Regions from separate parts of the Homo sapiens genome. Here region 1 is linked to region 2. A link is an interaction called in ENCODE POLR2A ChIA-PET data of the cell type or tissue named here. Cell type or tissue: OCI-LY7. All regions are shown on one strand.

Region 1 (8,000 bases), 190 kb before region 2:
CTATAATATCACTATCTAAAATAATCACTAAATACAGTTCTTTTTCAGAAATAAACAAGCAAAGATTTTTTTCATTATCAAATATCAAAAACATGTTGATAATGTATGTTTTTCAAATAAATGATACTTTAAAATTATAGGAATAATCTCAGTGAATTCAGTGAATGTGCAACCTAAATCAACCAAGTATACTGTAGTACAACCATATTAAGAAACCAATGATCAGAAAATACAACCGTATGAAAGAAATTTATAATCCACAAAACTTTTTCAGGTCTTAAGGTAAAATAGTTCCACAGTCTACAGGTAAAACCAAGGCAACAAAAATGCGTGCTTATCTTGATTAAGTAGGTAATTTTATGCAGAAGATGTAACACTTTGTTTGTAGACAGCATGGTATGCATTTCTCAGCAAGACATAAGGAAAACAAGATTCCAAAAGATCCATTGTAAGGAATGGAGATTCTTGTACAATCTGTAAAATTCAAAAAATCCATCAAAACAAGTTATTTATAACTTGTTTATAAACAAAAATCATAAGTTATTTATAATGGGAACATTTATTGACAACCAGTAAGGCATAACTTCTATATTGTTCTTATTAGCAATAGACACATATTATTTTCCTTTTACTTAATCTAAAATGTAAATGTGCCACAGTGAATGTATATCAAACTGTTTAAAAAGAGCTACTTTTCAATTAAATTTATTTAATCAACAGGAATATATTGAGCACTTTCATTTTCCTCACTGATATACTAGAAATAAAAGACAATACAAAAATATTTTTTTTTTGTACTATCAACTCTACCTGGCAATCAAAGACTAAGCTAGGAAGCAAAACCAAACATAAGACCGACTATAATGAAATGGAAAGCTGTAAATTCTGTAAGAATTCAAAACAGAAGAAAGATTAATGTAGGCCAAAGTAATCAAGAAAGACTATCTGGAAAAAGATTTGAGCTGTGGGATGTGCTAAGTCATTAGGATAAATCCAATTTCTGCAGGTAAGGAAAATAACTCTAAGTGGGGAAAGAGCCACGTGGTAGAAACAAGCAAGAGCTGGTTCACAGATACTGCAGAGAGGGAAGTGACTAGGCACAGAGAATTACAGAAAATTACGAGAAATGGGCAGAATAGAGTTAGAATGTAGAAAACTCAGAAAACTGGAAGAGAGGTGACACCAATACACTAGAAAAATACAAGGCCTGAGTGTTTTCCAACAGGTTGAAAAACTGTTCATAAAAGAATACCCACAGTTAATGCTAACCTTTGATTGTTATCTTCTGATATTACCGAAATGATAAAATATGAGTGATGTCAGTCTTCTCTGCAAATTTTAGAAAGGTGTGGCTTACGTGAAGTGAACAAAAGGGATCAAAAAAAGTATTCAATGACTAAGATGCCAAGAAAAGATTCTCAGGAACGACTGGAACTTTTTTATTGTTAGTAAAAATTAAAATGAGACTTACCATATCTAGCAGTAAATAAACAGATTCTCTATTTCTTGTTGTAGTTTTATCTGTCTCCTGGCCAATTTTCAGTAGACTGGAGGATGCAAGCTTAAAAGTATACATACACATAAAGTGAGTTTGTTAATAAAAGGTTCATCGGTTACTTATTTTAGGTATGTTTCAACTTCCAACACATTTCAATCATTCAGTGCTAAATATAAAATAATGAGCAATTAAATAAGATGAGCTTAGATAGCCTACATTCAAGCAGTAATTTAGAGAGTAATTAAGGCACAAAGAGACACTAACATAATAAATGTAATCAAATATTCTTATTGGTCTTTAAAACTGATTTTTTCAGAACAAGTCTGCTTTTTAAAATGATTCAAATTATTTTCTCTTATCCCATCCCATTATCTATACTGACTATATTTCTTAGTTCCCAAGGAAGAAGACAGTTTCACACTGGATTTGACTTCACAGAAACACTGTAAGATTAAGACATTAAACCCTGAGTGAAGGAATTATTTGCAAATGGAAAGAAACACTTAAAATTTTTAATAGTGTTTTCCTTGAAATAGAAGTTATTTTCTCCTCAAGTTAGTACTATATTTGCATTTGTAATTTAAAAATTATTTTTTAAAAAAGCTGACAGGATTTATAACTGAAAAAGAAGTAAATGTTCTAGAGTTCAGTATGCCATGGTATATCTTTCGTTTAAATAAAATATGGAAAAGGTTATATTAATAAAGAAAAGAAAGAACTACATTGATAGAGAAACTAAAAACCATGTTTCATGAGGCTACATTTAGCACTCCTCTCTCTTGGTAGTGAGTAGTATTTTTAATGATGAATTTTTCACCATTAATTGTCTTTCTCCAAAGAAATGGAAAAAAGTAAAATATGTCTTTTTAGAGGGAATAGCTTCTCTCTTGGCCTCAATTTTCCTTTGCTTTTTTTCTCTTTCAAGCCTAGGAAAATTTCTAGGGCAGTCCAAACATCAGCTTGGGGAAAAAAGGTCATATTGCAGAGCTCTAGAGTTGGGAAAGAGACTTCCGAGTCTAAGGGAAATAACGGACGGCTCCTCGATTTTAATGCCCCACCTTCACCTGTTTCTCCCTCCAAAAAAGAAAATAAACAAATAAAAATAAAAGGAGACTGAAATTCATATACCTGAGAAAATAATTTGAAAACAAAATGCCATTAGAGGACACTAAATAAAATGTAAAAATAAAGAGAATTTATTCTTACATTTTGTGGTTGTGAATTTTAGTTTTCTTTATAAAATGTGATGAGTTTTGTTATTTGATTATACATACCGCCAGAAATTCTTTAAGACGGTCTTCAATGCTTCCTTTGTGAATTGTAAACAAAGCTGCAGCAATCTGGTTGATGGCTTTGGCCAAGCAATGTATGTTGTTGCAATGCCCTGAGAAAATGCAAATAGGGTTGTGTAGACCCCAAAATAGCAAATAATACATAGAAGGCAAATCTTTAATGACTTCACAATCTGCATAAATAGGGGCATAATTAAGAGTAGAGTTGGGACATGACCGGACTTGCTCTCCTTTGACTTTCATGAACACTGATGTTTTTAAAACTAGTTTAACAGGAGAGTAACAAACGATCGTGTATATGTTAAACAGGCAAACACTTCTGAAAACATCTAAAAGAAATCACACATCAGTTTTATAGTAGCTCGGAAATAAAAAGGAAGTGCTTAGCTGCTTTACAACATTTTACCATTCAATCCTTAAAATAATCCTATGAGTTGGATAATCCCTCACCGACCTCTACACACATTCAGGCACACATGAGCTTACTTACACACATTTCATATATCAGGAAACTGCAGTTTAGGAAAAGGGAAACAGACTACCCCATGTTCCACTGCCAGTTAGTGGCAGAACTTAACTCATATTTTATTATAAAATACCAAAACCCATGATTTATTCATCGCCAAAACAATTTTAAACCACTATTACCTTCTATAGCAGGGCTGTACTGAGACATCACATTACTGGCCAGTGTTGGCAAAGAAACTGCCACAAACACCATGAGAAGGCAGGCAATTTTATACTCTTCTTCTGGACTAATGTTTTCTAAGAGACAAAAATTAAGAATAAAATCAAGGTATTTCTTCAAGATTAGTTAAGATTTGATAATCTAAACTAAACAGATTTTTATTTTAAAAATGGTTTACTTTTTTTTTTGAAATAGTAAACTATTTTACTAGCATTCTATAGAATTGGTCACAATTTTGTTATAAAAATATAAAGTAGAAACAGTTTATATTACAATGGACTATTATCAACTACTTAGGCATATTTCAAGGACGTCTGATAAAACAGTAAGGTAAGATTTTATTTTTTTTAATTGTAAGATTATAGAACAAAAAATACAGTTAGGATAACTGCAATCCTACAATTTCCTAATTGAAAACTAATGAGGAATTATTACTTTATGAGACAGTTCTATTTACAATTTAGAAAACTTATAAATTATTCTGCAAAATCACCAAAAAAATCTTAATTACTTTTTGAAAGAGATATGAATATAATTTGAAATTTACTATTTAAAAGACATAAATGTGGAAAGTGGAATGGGTTTTCAACCTCTCTATTTTAGAAGACAGAAGAAACTAGTCATGAATAAAAGAAGACAGAAGAAGACAGAAGAAACTAGTCATGAATAAAAATACCCAGCATTGCTCTAAAGCTTTCAAGACATAACCCTTTCTAAAACATTTATTGTGATATGCACTCAAATTGTGGGTTATTTAGGCTACTAATCACCATTAGATATAATTAAGAATTGAATGTAAGAAAAGAGCTGAAATATGTTTTAAAGATTTGGTCGACTACAAAAAATACAGCTGTAGCAAATCAAGTAATAATTATAATTATCCATGTGACTAAATGTAACATACTGTATGAATGAGGAAACAAAATTGCATTGTTAAATGAAAAAAAAAAAAAAACTGATGAACTCAAACACCATGCTGCTGCCTCAAGGAGGCAGAAGGGGCATTTTAGTAGTAGAAAGAGATGAAATGCTATATTTACTTTGTAGACAAATCAAGAAATATCTACAGGATTCTGAGTACTGCATTTCTAAGGGCTGGTCTTAAAAATTTCTAAATGTTTTATATAAAACTCTTGATGGTGAATAACTCTAGTACAATAAAAACAGAATACCCTTTCCTAGATCTCAATTTTTTGCTATCTACTGGACCATCTCCCATTAGCATACAAATGCTGTAATCTCCTCCATCTTAAAAAAATCCTTCTCTTGACTTTGCTCTTGCCTCCAGCTGGTGAGATTTTATTTCTTTGCTTCCCTTTACAATAGAACTCTTTGAGTTGTCTTCTAGTTATCTCCAAATCCTTTCCTCCTGTTCTCCCTTAATCTCCCTTACTCACTACTCAGCCTTTTGCCCATAAAACCTCACTGACACTGATCTTGTTAGTACCACCAATTAACTCTACATAGCTGATCATTTCCTTTCTATCTTCCTGGAAGCTACCCTTTCCTGGTTTTTCTTCTACTTCATTGGTCCTTTCTTCTCAATTTCTCTAAATTTCTTTTTTCGTGGTTTTTCCTTTTCTCCCTGAGCTCTTAAATCTTAGAATGGCTCAAGGCTCAGACCTGGATCCTCTTCACTGCTGCATCTATATACACTAAATGGCTCAGTAATCTCAACCAATCTTAAGTTCCAGAAGGGTGATGTTTGTGTTTTATGCACTGATATAGTCCAAGTACCAGCAATAATAATAACAAATTTAAAAAGCTGAACACAAAGCAGGCATTTGAATATATGGTTAAATATCATACCTATACCTATGCTGCCCTGGTAACTTTAACTAAGAGTATTAAATATTTACTAATGCATTTTACCCGATTTTTGTGAAGAAAGAGCTACGACCAATGCAGGATCAATCTCACAAGGTAATCCGGCAGCTGATGATAACTCATACACATTCATTGCAACCTGATAAAAACAAAAGAATTACAGAGCAATAAATAGTCTAACAAATTTCTGAGAAAGCTCACTGTTTATTAGAGTCTGCCTAGAAGAACACCAGAGAATTTCGGAAACTTGGCTGAAGCAGAAACTACAGCAAAACTAAGTATACTGAACAACTGATTCAATGTAGGTTGAATACTGTGAGGTGCTGCTGGTTCTAACTTCCTACTGCTAGGCCAAACAAAACTTGTATACTTTCTGTGGCACATTCCAACAGGATAATTCTAAAGTTATCACTTTGCTTGGAAGCATGAATATAAAATATCAAGTCAGAAAAGATGAATAAATGAACAAAGTGAATCAATATTACTAGACCTGTGTTTATCTCCATAGTGGTTTAATGAAAAATTATAGTGGTTCAATGTCTAATCATATCGTATCTATAAATATAGCAAATTACTTATAATAGTTTTTTTAAGGAGTATTCATTTAAAAATCTGATAAGGGAATTTCTAATAACGAAAGTAATTTTTCTGTATCACATATAGATTTCAAATATTCAAGGCATTCTGACTGCTCAATAACCTCAGAAGAAAGCTATCTATATAACTGGTTACCTCTGATATTGCGACAAAAAACCTTAGTATAAAATACGAAGTAAAATAGTATAGCTTAGAAAAACTGGGAACATGGCAGGGATTAAGTTCTAGATTAAAATGTTTGTAATCTATTACTCACTTCACACACAAAAATTAACTCAAAATAAATCATAAACCTAAATGTAAGAGCTAAAACTGTAAAACGCTTAGAAAAAAATATAGGCACAAATCATCATGACACTGCATTAGGCAATGGTTTCTTAGACTGACACCAAAAGCACAAACAAACCCCCAAAAACAGATAAAATGGACTTCATTGAAACTAAAAGACATCATCAACCTATAGAATTAGAGAAAAGATTTGCAAATCATGAATCTGTTAATGGACTTGTATCCAAAACATATGAAGAACTCACAAATAGAAAAAGACAACCCAATTTAAAATGTCAAAGGCTTTGAATGGTTATTTCTCCAAAGAAGATATAGAAATAACCAGTAAACATATGAAAACATGTTCAACATAATTTGCCATCAGGAAAATGCAAATATAAACAATGAGATGCCACTTCACACTCACTAGATGGCTATGATTAAGAACACAGACAATTACAAGTATTAGTGAAGATGCAGAAAAAATGAAACCCTCATACAATGCTGGTAGGAATGCAAAATGACACACCCAATTTGAAAACAGTTTAGCAGTTCCTCAAAAGGCTAAACATACAGTTTTCATATGACCCTGCAATTCTCTCCTGGTATATATTCAAGAGAAATAATACACGTTCACACATTAAAAACTTGTACACGGATGTTCACAGTAGCAGTGTTTCTAATAGCTAAGAAGTGAAAACAACCCAGATGTCCATCAATTGATGTGAATAAACAAAATGTTGTATACCCATACAATGAAACATTATTCAACAATCATTAAAAAAAGTACTGATATATGCTGTAATATGTATGAATCCTGAAAATATGCCAAGTGAAAGAAGCCAGTATCAGAAGACTACACATGATGATTTATGTAAGTGTCCAAAGTAGGCTAATTTAAACAGAAAGTAGATTAGTCGTTGCCTAGGGCTGGGGATGGGGGAGAAGTGGAATGGGGAGTGACTGCTAATGGGTACAAGGCTTCTTTTTGGGGATGATGAAAATGTTCTAAAACTGACTTTAGTGATGGTTGAACAACTCTGTCACTACACTAAAAACCACTGAATTGTGCATTTTAAATGAGTAAATTTTCTGATAGGTGCGTTATAACTCAATAAAGCTGTTTAAAAACATGTTTTTGTTTTTTGTTGTTTTTTTTTTTAAAAGTTAAGTTCTATTGAAAGTTTGCTGGAAACTAAACATGATTATGTCAGGTGAAAAGTGAATGGTTGCTCAGAATATTAATTAGAATTCTTATAATTCTGCACATCAGTGTCTTCTCAAGAACTGATTAGTTTTTGTCTCCTTAACTTTATTTTTTCTGCAGTGTTTCCACTTAGGAAATCATTTTGAGCTATTTGTACATAGTTTTCAATCATAGAATCACAAGACAATCACTGATCTCAAATGTTTATTCTGCACAAAACACTGTAAGAGAAACAACAGCAACAACACCAAAAAAACAAAGTCTGGGTCTTCAAGATATATACCATTTGGTATAAATATAAGTAGAAAAATAGAATTATAATACAAGGCAGATTATATTCAACTCCACAGGAGATAAACAAGTTCTCTGATAACACTAAGAAAGAAGAAGTTCTTTATCATTGGAGAATCTAGGAATGGTTCTTAGAAAATGGCAATTGAATCAAGCCTTAAAATACAGGCAGGATTTCAAAAGGCAGAAAGAGAAAAGGTTGGTATTTTCAAGTAGAATAAATTAGAAGGTAAAACAGATAGATGTGAGAATGCAACAGAAAGATCTAGTTAGCTCACAGAATACCATATAAAAAGAGGGACAGAGTAAGAAAGAGAGTGAGAGAAGGAAGAA
Region 2 (8,000 bases):
GAAATGGACAAAATGTATGAAGAGACACTTTACTGAAGAGGATATACAGATGACAAATAAGCACATAATAAAATGTTCGACATCATAGCTACTGGGGAAGTGCAAGTTAAAACCACAATGAGATATCACTACATACCCACCAGAATGGCTAAGAGATAATGACACACCAAATGTTGGCAAGGATATAGAGAAATGGAATCACTTATATGTTATTGGTGGAAGTGTAAAATGGTACGGCTACTCTGGAAAAGATTTTGGCAGTTTTTAAAAAAGCTAAATACACAACTACTGTGTGACCCAGCAACTATACCCCTGGGCATTTTCCCCAGATAAATGATTATATATATTAATACAAAAACGTGTACATGAATGTTTATAGACAGTTTATTTGTAATAGGCAGAACTGGAAACAACCCAGATGTTCTTCAATGGGTGAATGGCTGTCTAAAGTGTGATGCATCCATGCCATGGAATACCATTCAGTAATAAAGAGGAACAAACTAATGATGTGTGTGCGTCAAGCCGAATGAATCTACAAAGAATTATGCTGAGTAAAAAAGTCAATCCCCAAAATGTTACATACTGTATGATTCCACTACTATAACATTCTTGACATGACAAAATTATAGAAATGGAGAACAGAATAGTGATTTTCAGGAATTAAGGAAATGGTGGCAGGAGAGGGAAGTTGGTGGGGTTATAAAAGGGCAACATGGTAATAATAATGTCCTTTAACTTGATGTATCACTGTTCAATATCCTGGTTATGACATTGTACTTTAGTTTTGCAAGATGTAATCATTGGGAGAAACTGGGTAAGGGGCCATGAGATTTCTCTGCATTGTTTTTTACAACTGCTGGTGAATCTATAAATATCTCAAAAATAAAGTTTTTAAAAGGCTTAATGAAAAAAACACAAGTCCTTGACTTCATGGAGCTTATAATCTAGTTGGGAGGGAAGATATGGATTATTTTTTAAAGTACAGAAATATATAACTCAAACAGTAACCTCATCTAGTTATGAGGGAAGGCTTTCCTGACTTTTGAGTGACATTTACCATCGGTTAGAAAAGATAAGTAGGCGTTGACTAAGTGAGGGAGAGTGGGTTGTTGCAGGTCTTCCAAAACTGAGGGAGGAGAATAGGTAAAGACCCAGGGTTGGGAAGGAGCATGACACATTGGAGTGATGGAAAGAGGGCTGAATGGCTGGAGCAGTGAACCAGAAGTGATAAGGTGGTGTCAGATGAGGCTGGACTGTTAGGCTACATCAAGCAGGGGCTTGTAGGAAGCTCTAGGATTTTGGCCTTTTAAACAGTGAAAGAAACTGAAAAGTTTTGAGATAGGATCTCGCTCTGTCACCCAGGCTGGAGTGCAGTGGCATGATCAGGGCTCACTGCAGCCTCAACTTCCCGGGCTCAAGCAATCCTCCTGTCTTAGCCACCCAAGCAGGTGGGACTACCTGTAGCAATCCCACTTCAGCCTCCCAAACTGTTAGGATTACAGGTGTGACTCATTGCACCCAGCAAAATGGAAAAGTTTTAAGCAGGAGAGAAACTTATGCAGAATATTACTTTAAAAAGATCAGTCTGACTGCACTGTGGAGAGTGGATTAGGGAGGGAAAGCAAGATCATTAAGGAAGCTAGGTCCAGGTCTCAGGTGATGAAACTGAGATTTTGCTGAAGCAGTAAAAATTGAAAAAAAAATGGATGCATTTAAATGGTATTTAGGAGGTAGAATTCACAGGACTTGGCATTGAATTTGTGTTGGAAAGAGAGGTTTTCAACACCATCCATGGTTTCATGCTTTAATAACTAGATGGCTGGTGGTGCCATTCCCTGAGATAAATATTCAAGTTTTATACAAAAGACCATGAGTTTGGCTTTTTAAATTTGATTTTGAAGTACCTTTGAGATATCCAAGTCAAATAGATATGTCAAGTAGGTAATTGGATACATAAATTTGTACCACACAGAATGATCTGGGCTGGCGATATGAATTGAGAGTCATTGTAGGCAATGTGCATGGATGACAACATATGAGGAAAGAGTGTAGGGCAAGGCCAGATCATAAGATAAAGCCTTGGGGGACAATTTTATTATTATTATTACTATTTTTATAGAGACAGGGTCTTGCTATGTTGCCCAGGCTGGTCTCGAACTCCTGGGCTCAAGCGATCTTCCTGCCTCAGCCTCCCAAAATGTTAGAATTATAGGTGTGAGTCACTGGCACCTGGCTATGGGAACAATTTTTAGTGGCTAGGTAGAGGAGGATGAGTCAAGAAAAGACATGGTCATATGGTGAGAGAGGCAGGAGGGAACTCAAGAGAGTATATTGCCAGAGAAACTGAAGGCTACAAAGAGAGTGTTCAAGAACTCACACTGAGAAGTTACAAAAGGTTAGAACCTAAAATGTATTGGATTTAGCCTCATGGTGGTTGTATTAGTCTGTTCTTGCATTGCTATAAACAAATACCCAAGACTGGGTAATTTATAAGAAAAGAGGTTTAATTAGCTCATAGTTCTGCAGGCTGTATAGAAAGTATAGTGGTATTTGCTTCTGGGAAGGCCCCAGGAAGCTTTTTACTCATGGTGGAGGGGAGAACAGGAGCAGGTGCTTCACATGGTGAAAGCAGGAACAAGAGAGTGAGGTGGGACATGCTACACACTTTTAAACAACCATATCTCATGAGAACTCACTATCTCAAAGACAGTACCAGGAGGGATGGTGCTAAACCATTCATGAGAAATCCACCCCCATGATCCAATCACCTCCCACCAGACCCCACCTCCAACACTGTGGATTATATTTCAATATAAGATTTGGGTGGGGACACAGATCCAAAACATATCAGAGGTCTTTGGTGACTTTGGAAAGACTTGTTTGGCAGATTAATGGGGGAAGAAGCCAAATTAGTTTATCAAAGGCTACATCGTATGCTGAATGACAGATAAGACCATTAGGCTAAAATTCAATTGTTGAATATATTATATTTAATATATATCTATTGCTGGGTAAATAAGTCAATGTATTACATGAGGTAGGTAAAATTATTCACACTATTCAGATTTTTAAAACAGAGTCTTAGAGATGTTAATGTCACATGTCTATTAAGTATTTGAAGTCAAGATTTGCACCTGTAGTCAACAACACGCTGATTCTCTAAACAAAGGCATTATCAAGCAAGGAAAGATTCATGTTTTCCTTTTTTCGTTTTTTGTTTTTTGAAGAGACAGGGTCTCATTCTATCACCCAGATTGGAGTGCAGTAGTGTGATCATAGCTCACTGCAGCCTCAAACTTCCTGGGCTCAAGTTATCCTCCTACCTTAGCCTCCCAAGTAGCTGGGACTACATGCGTGCATCACTATGCCTGGCAAAATTTTTTATTTTTATTTCTTGGGTCCCCAGAAGTTGCCCAGGCTGGTCTCAAACTCCTGGCCTCAAGTGATCCTCTTGCCTCACCCTTCTGAGTGGCTAGGATTATAGGCTGAGGCCACCATGCCCAGCGTTTTTCATTGATTTTTTTTCTCTCATTTTTCACATAAGCTGAGACAGAATGTATGACTTTTGAACACTCTAGAATTTAGGCTTATTGATGTTTTTTTTAAAAAAGAATTTAATTAGGGAAAATAACAAACATACACAAAATTATAGACAATAGCATTGAGTTCTAGCACTCTGAAAAAAGAAAAAGAAAAACAAAGAATAGCATAATTTGTTACCATCAACATTTATTGACTCATGGCTTTTCTGGTTTAATGTATACCCCTAGACATCATCCCTCCTCTCTTTCTGCCCTCCCTACCCTAGCAAATTATTTCAAGGCAAATCCTTGATATAGCTCTTCCTAAAATCCATAGCATTTTTTATTCAAAGTTGTCAATTTTGCCTGCTATGAACTTCCTCTTTTAAACATCTGATCAAACTACCTGATAGTTCAAATAGAAGAGCAGGAAATAAAATTACACCTGAAAGTTATGTAAGTTTTAAAGTTAGTTTTTTCACTTCCTGCAGGTGAAAGGAATCATTTAATTGATTTAACGACAACAGGTGAATGAAGTAAACTGATGTTTCTTTTGAAGTTTAGCTACTTCCTTTCTGCCAGTTGTTTACTATAGTAAAATGATCAGAAAAACTTCATGCATTTTCACATGTAATATTTTATTTTTAAATGTATAAAGACATGGCTTTGGTCATGATTGTTTATAGAGGTCAGATAATGCAAATAACAAGAGTAAATTTGTATTTTTTTTTTTTGAGACAGAGTTTCACTCCTGTTGCCCAGGCTGGAGTGCAATTGCATGATCTTGACTCACTGCAACCTCCACCTGCTGGGTTCAAGCGATTCTCTTGCCTCAGCCTCCCGAGTAGCTGGCATTACAGGTGCCTGCCACCACACCCAGCTAATTTTTGTACTTTTTTAGTAGAGACGGGGTTTCAACATGTTGGCCAGGCTGGTCTCGAACTCCTGACCTCCGGTGATCCACCCGCTTCGGCCTCCCAAATTTCTGGGATTACAGGCATGAGCCACTGTGCCCAGCCAAATTTGTATTTTTTTAAAGATGATGTCTGATTTTTTTAAAGACGAGGTCTCACTGTGTGGCCCAGGCTGATGTTAAACTCCTGAGCTCAAGCAATCCTCCTGCTTCAGCCTCCCAAAGTGCTGGGATCACAGGCGTGAGTCACCATGCCCAGCCAGATCTCTACATTGTAAACATCACAAAGGGTCTTTGGAGATCACTTGTCCTTGGTATCCAGGAAGTCATGGTTCCTCTGTGTGCTTTATGTGACATCATTAAGTGAGGGGTAGCCCATGCTACACCAGGTGCTGAAGGCTGAGACGGTGAGAGCATGAGTGATAAGATGCTCTCTCCCCTTGCTCTCTTTCTGAAGATGACAAACTCCATCTTTTTTCTAAAGTCTTACTAAAGGTGGAAATCTTTTTTCTTCACTTCAATTTTAAAAAATTATTTGTTTTTGTTTTATAGAATAGACTGAGAGTGGGCTTTTAAGAGTAACAAGTTGATTTTGTATTTATATACAAACACTGCATATTGTTGGACACTTATAAATAGGTTGATGAATATTCAGTATATATGATAGATATACAAGCAGTTTGGTGTGGATATATTAAACTTATTGAAAAATTTTTAAAATGTGAGATTTTACATATTTCTGACTTTTTCAAAATTTGAGTTTAGAAGAAAGTTGAAATATAGCTCAGAGCTAATTTTCAGGTTGAGCTCTCTGTAGCCCTAGGTACTCCAAACCAAGTATTTCAAGAGTCACCTGGAGTTGCGATACTTGGCAGTTTAGGGGGCAAGAACCCTTGTACTCTTTCTGTTCCTCCCCTCCCAACTGGGCAGTTGTATTTATTAAGCATCTGCACCATCCTTTGTTGAAGAAAGGGCTCCCCACCTAAGTTTGATAATCAATGGTCTACAAAAATAGCACTATGATGAAATCTGATGTCCTGGGAGGAAGGAATTCAGAACAGAAATAGGAAACAGGTTCCATTTGACAGTTTATTTAGTGCGTTCAGAATAGAAGGTAGAGAAAAAAGTATTGTAATCAAGATAATATTCATCTACAGAGGAATATAGTGAACATGCAGTATTTCTAAAATTGCAGTTTAACAAGAAATAAAAAAAGTACAAATGTTTCTCATTCAAGATAATCCACATTTTGAAGATCTCATTTTACACAAAAAAGGGTAATTAGAACTATAAACAGGTCTTCATTTTATAATAAGCACTTAATATAACTAATGTGCAGTTATGATTTTTAAAATTGGCAAACATGCAAAATTGCATTAAATAAGTTATGTCAGATAATTATCCTTTGTTTAATGTTTATTTACAGCTTGTAATTAATGTTTAATCATTTTGTTGTCAGTGGTGGGAATCCAAATTACACAGCACCAAAATATGTTGTCAGCGGCAAATCCATACGGGTCTGCAACAACAATTCTTGTGTCCTCAGGAGAGAATCTGACTAAGGGGCATAAGGCAGAAGAGACCAAGACAAGTTTTAGAGCAGGAGTGAAGGTTTGTTGAAAAACTTGAGAGGAGGAATGAAAAGAAAGTAAAGTACACTTGGAAGAGGGCCAAGCGGGCATCTTGGAGGACAAGTGCCCCATTTGACCTTGGACGTAGGGTTTTACATGTTGGCATACTTCTGGCATCTTGCATCCCTTTTCCCTTGATTCCTCCCTTGGAGTGAGAGGCCTGTTAGCACTTTGGAGGTAAGCATGCGCAATGTGTTTACTGGAGTTGTACGCATGCTCACTGGAAGTGTTCTTCCCTTACCAGCTGAATGTCCTTAGGAGGTCAGATACCAGTTAAACTCCTCCATTTTGCCTCTTAATATGCATGCTTGAGCCCACTTTCCCAACTCCTTGGATCTTATCGGGAAGCTGCCGATCACCAGTTTTAGGTGTTTCTATCTACTGGGAAACTGCCTTTTCCTGGCACTGGCTGCAATCAATTATTTTAGAGAGAGAGTTTAACAACCGCCTGACATTCCTGGTTGGGGTAGGGGGCACCTTCTCTTGCTCTGTTTATGCCTGAATAGCTACCTACTGTAACCATTTATTTTTCAACATACATTTAATTGAAAAATAATGGAAATACAAAATAGGAAAAGTTATGGTCCCTGGCCTCAAGAAAATCCATCTAGTGGGGCTGAAAAGAAAACTTACAAAACAAGTATCTTACAGCAAAGTGAGGTGAAGAGATAAGACGAATCAGAGTTGGCATGGCTGGGGCAGGTTTACATGACAGAAAGAGGCTTGAGCTGCTACTTGAAAGAAACACAAGACTTTGCAAATTGGGGTGGAAAGCTAAGGGATGCTAGGCAGAGGGTTGATGTGAGCAAGAAATACAATGTGAAGAGCTGTTCACAAGAGAATGAGGGTTTTCAACAGGGAATAATGAGAGAATTGATTGGAGCAAAAGGTTAGGATGAGGAGGTGAAGGAAATTTTTCTTTTTGGAGGGGGGTGGGCAGGGAACAGGGTCCAGCTCTGTGGCCTAGGCTGGAGTTCAGTAACAGGATCATGGCTCACTGCAGCATGGAACTCCTGGGGTCAAGTGATCCTCCCGCCTCAGCCTCCTGAGTAGCTGGGACTAAAAGGTACATGCCACCCCACCCTGGGATTTTATTTTTGAAGCCAAGGATCTCAGTTACCCCAGGGTGAAAGTAGGGTAACAATGTGTATTGCCTTTAGGGGTTCCTATGGAAGTCTCTTAAAGAGATGCTTCTACCCTCCCACCATGAGAGATTCTGATTTTTTCCTTCTTTGCTGTCCAGGTGACAATGTATATAGTATAATGAAGGATGTTACTAAATGACATGTGCTGCACACCTGAGTCTTGTGGAGGCTGAAGAAAAGGAGGCTTCTGTAGAAAATAGGAACTCAGTGAGTGTTTTCAGACAGCTGGGTAATGTGTATGAAGAAGAAAGCTTTGGGCCAGGCACGGTGGCTCATGCCTGTAATCCCAACACTTTGGGAGGCCAAATCTGACAGATCACTTGAGGTCAGGAGTTCGAGACCAGCCTGGCCAACATGGCAAAACCCTGTCTCTACTAAAAATACAAAAAGTAGCCGGGTGTGGCGGTGTACACCTGTAATCCCAGCTACTCGGGAGCCTGAGGCAGGAGAATTTCTTGAACACGGGAGGCAGATGTTGCAGTAACCTGAGATCGCTCCACTGTACTCCAGCCTGGATGACAGAGTGAGACTCCGTCTCAAAAAAAAAAAAAAAAAAGAAAGTTTTGGCTACTGGTGTGTTAGGCTTGGTGGGAGAAACTGAAGGCAGGGAGATGTAAGGAGTTGACTGCAATTGTATAGGAATTGAAGAGGCAGAAAGAATATCTCAATGTTTGATGGTAGAGAAGGTGAATGTCAGAAAAAACAAAGTGGAGCAGACACTGTACTAAGAATAACCATTTTTCAAAGTAGGTATTGTTTCTATTTTACAAACAATATAATCTAGAAATCA

What was found. ChIA-PET counts read pairs that join two places held together with the same protein. Peaks named below come from ENCODE experiments on the same cell type or tissue, not always from the same donor. Only the 100,000 strongest peaks of a DNase experiment are listed, where the experiment ranks them.
Region 1: POLR2A ChIA-PET joins it to region 2 with 23 read pairs; 3 of 35 experiments call an interaction of 5 or more read pairs at or near these places.

Annotation. Positions count from the first base shown.
Region 1 is chr2:182,925,345-182,933,344 of GRCh38, forward strand. It overlaps NCKAP1 (NCK associated protein 1), which reads right to left. Exons shown (of 31, transcript NM_013436.5): 27 at 5,351-5,444; 28 at 3,439-3,555; 29 at 2,773-2,882; 30 at 1,472-1,561; 31 at 1-474. The coding sequence ends at 358. Among named protein-coding and RNA genes, the nearest start is that of FRZB, 63 kb to the left of the region's middle. In OCI-LY7, no CTCF peak of the experiment used is centred here; no DNase peak of the experiment used is centred here.
Region 2 is chr2:183,112,698-183,120,697 of GRCh38, forward strand. It overlaps a transcript of NUP35 not described here. Among named protein-coding and RNA genes, the nearest start is that of NUP35, 7.7 kb to the right of the region's middle. In OCI-LY7, no CTCF peak of the experiment used is centred here; a DNase peak (open chromatin) is centred at 4,794; H3K27ac peaks cover 652 bases.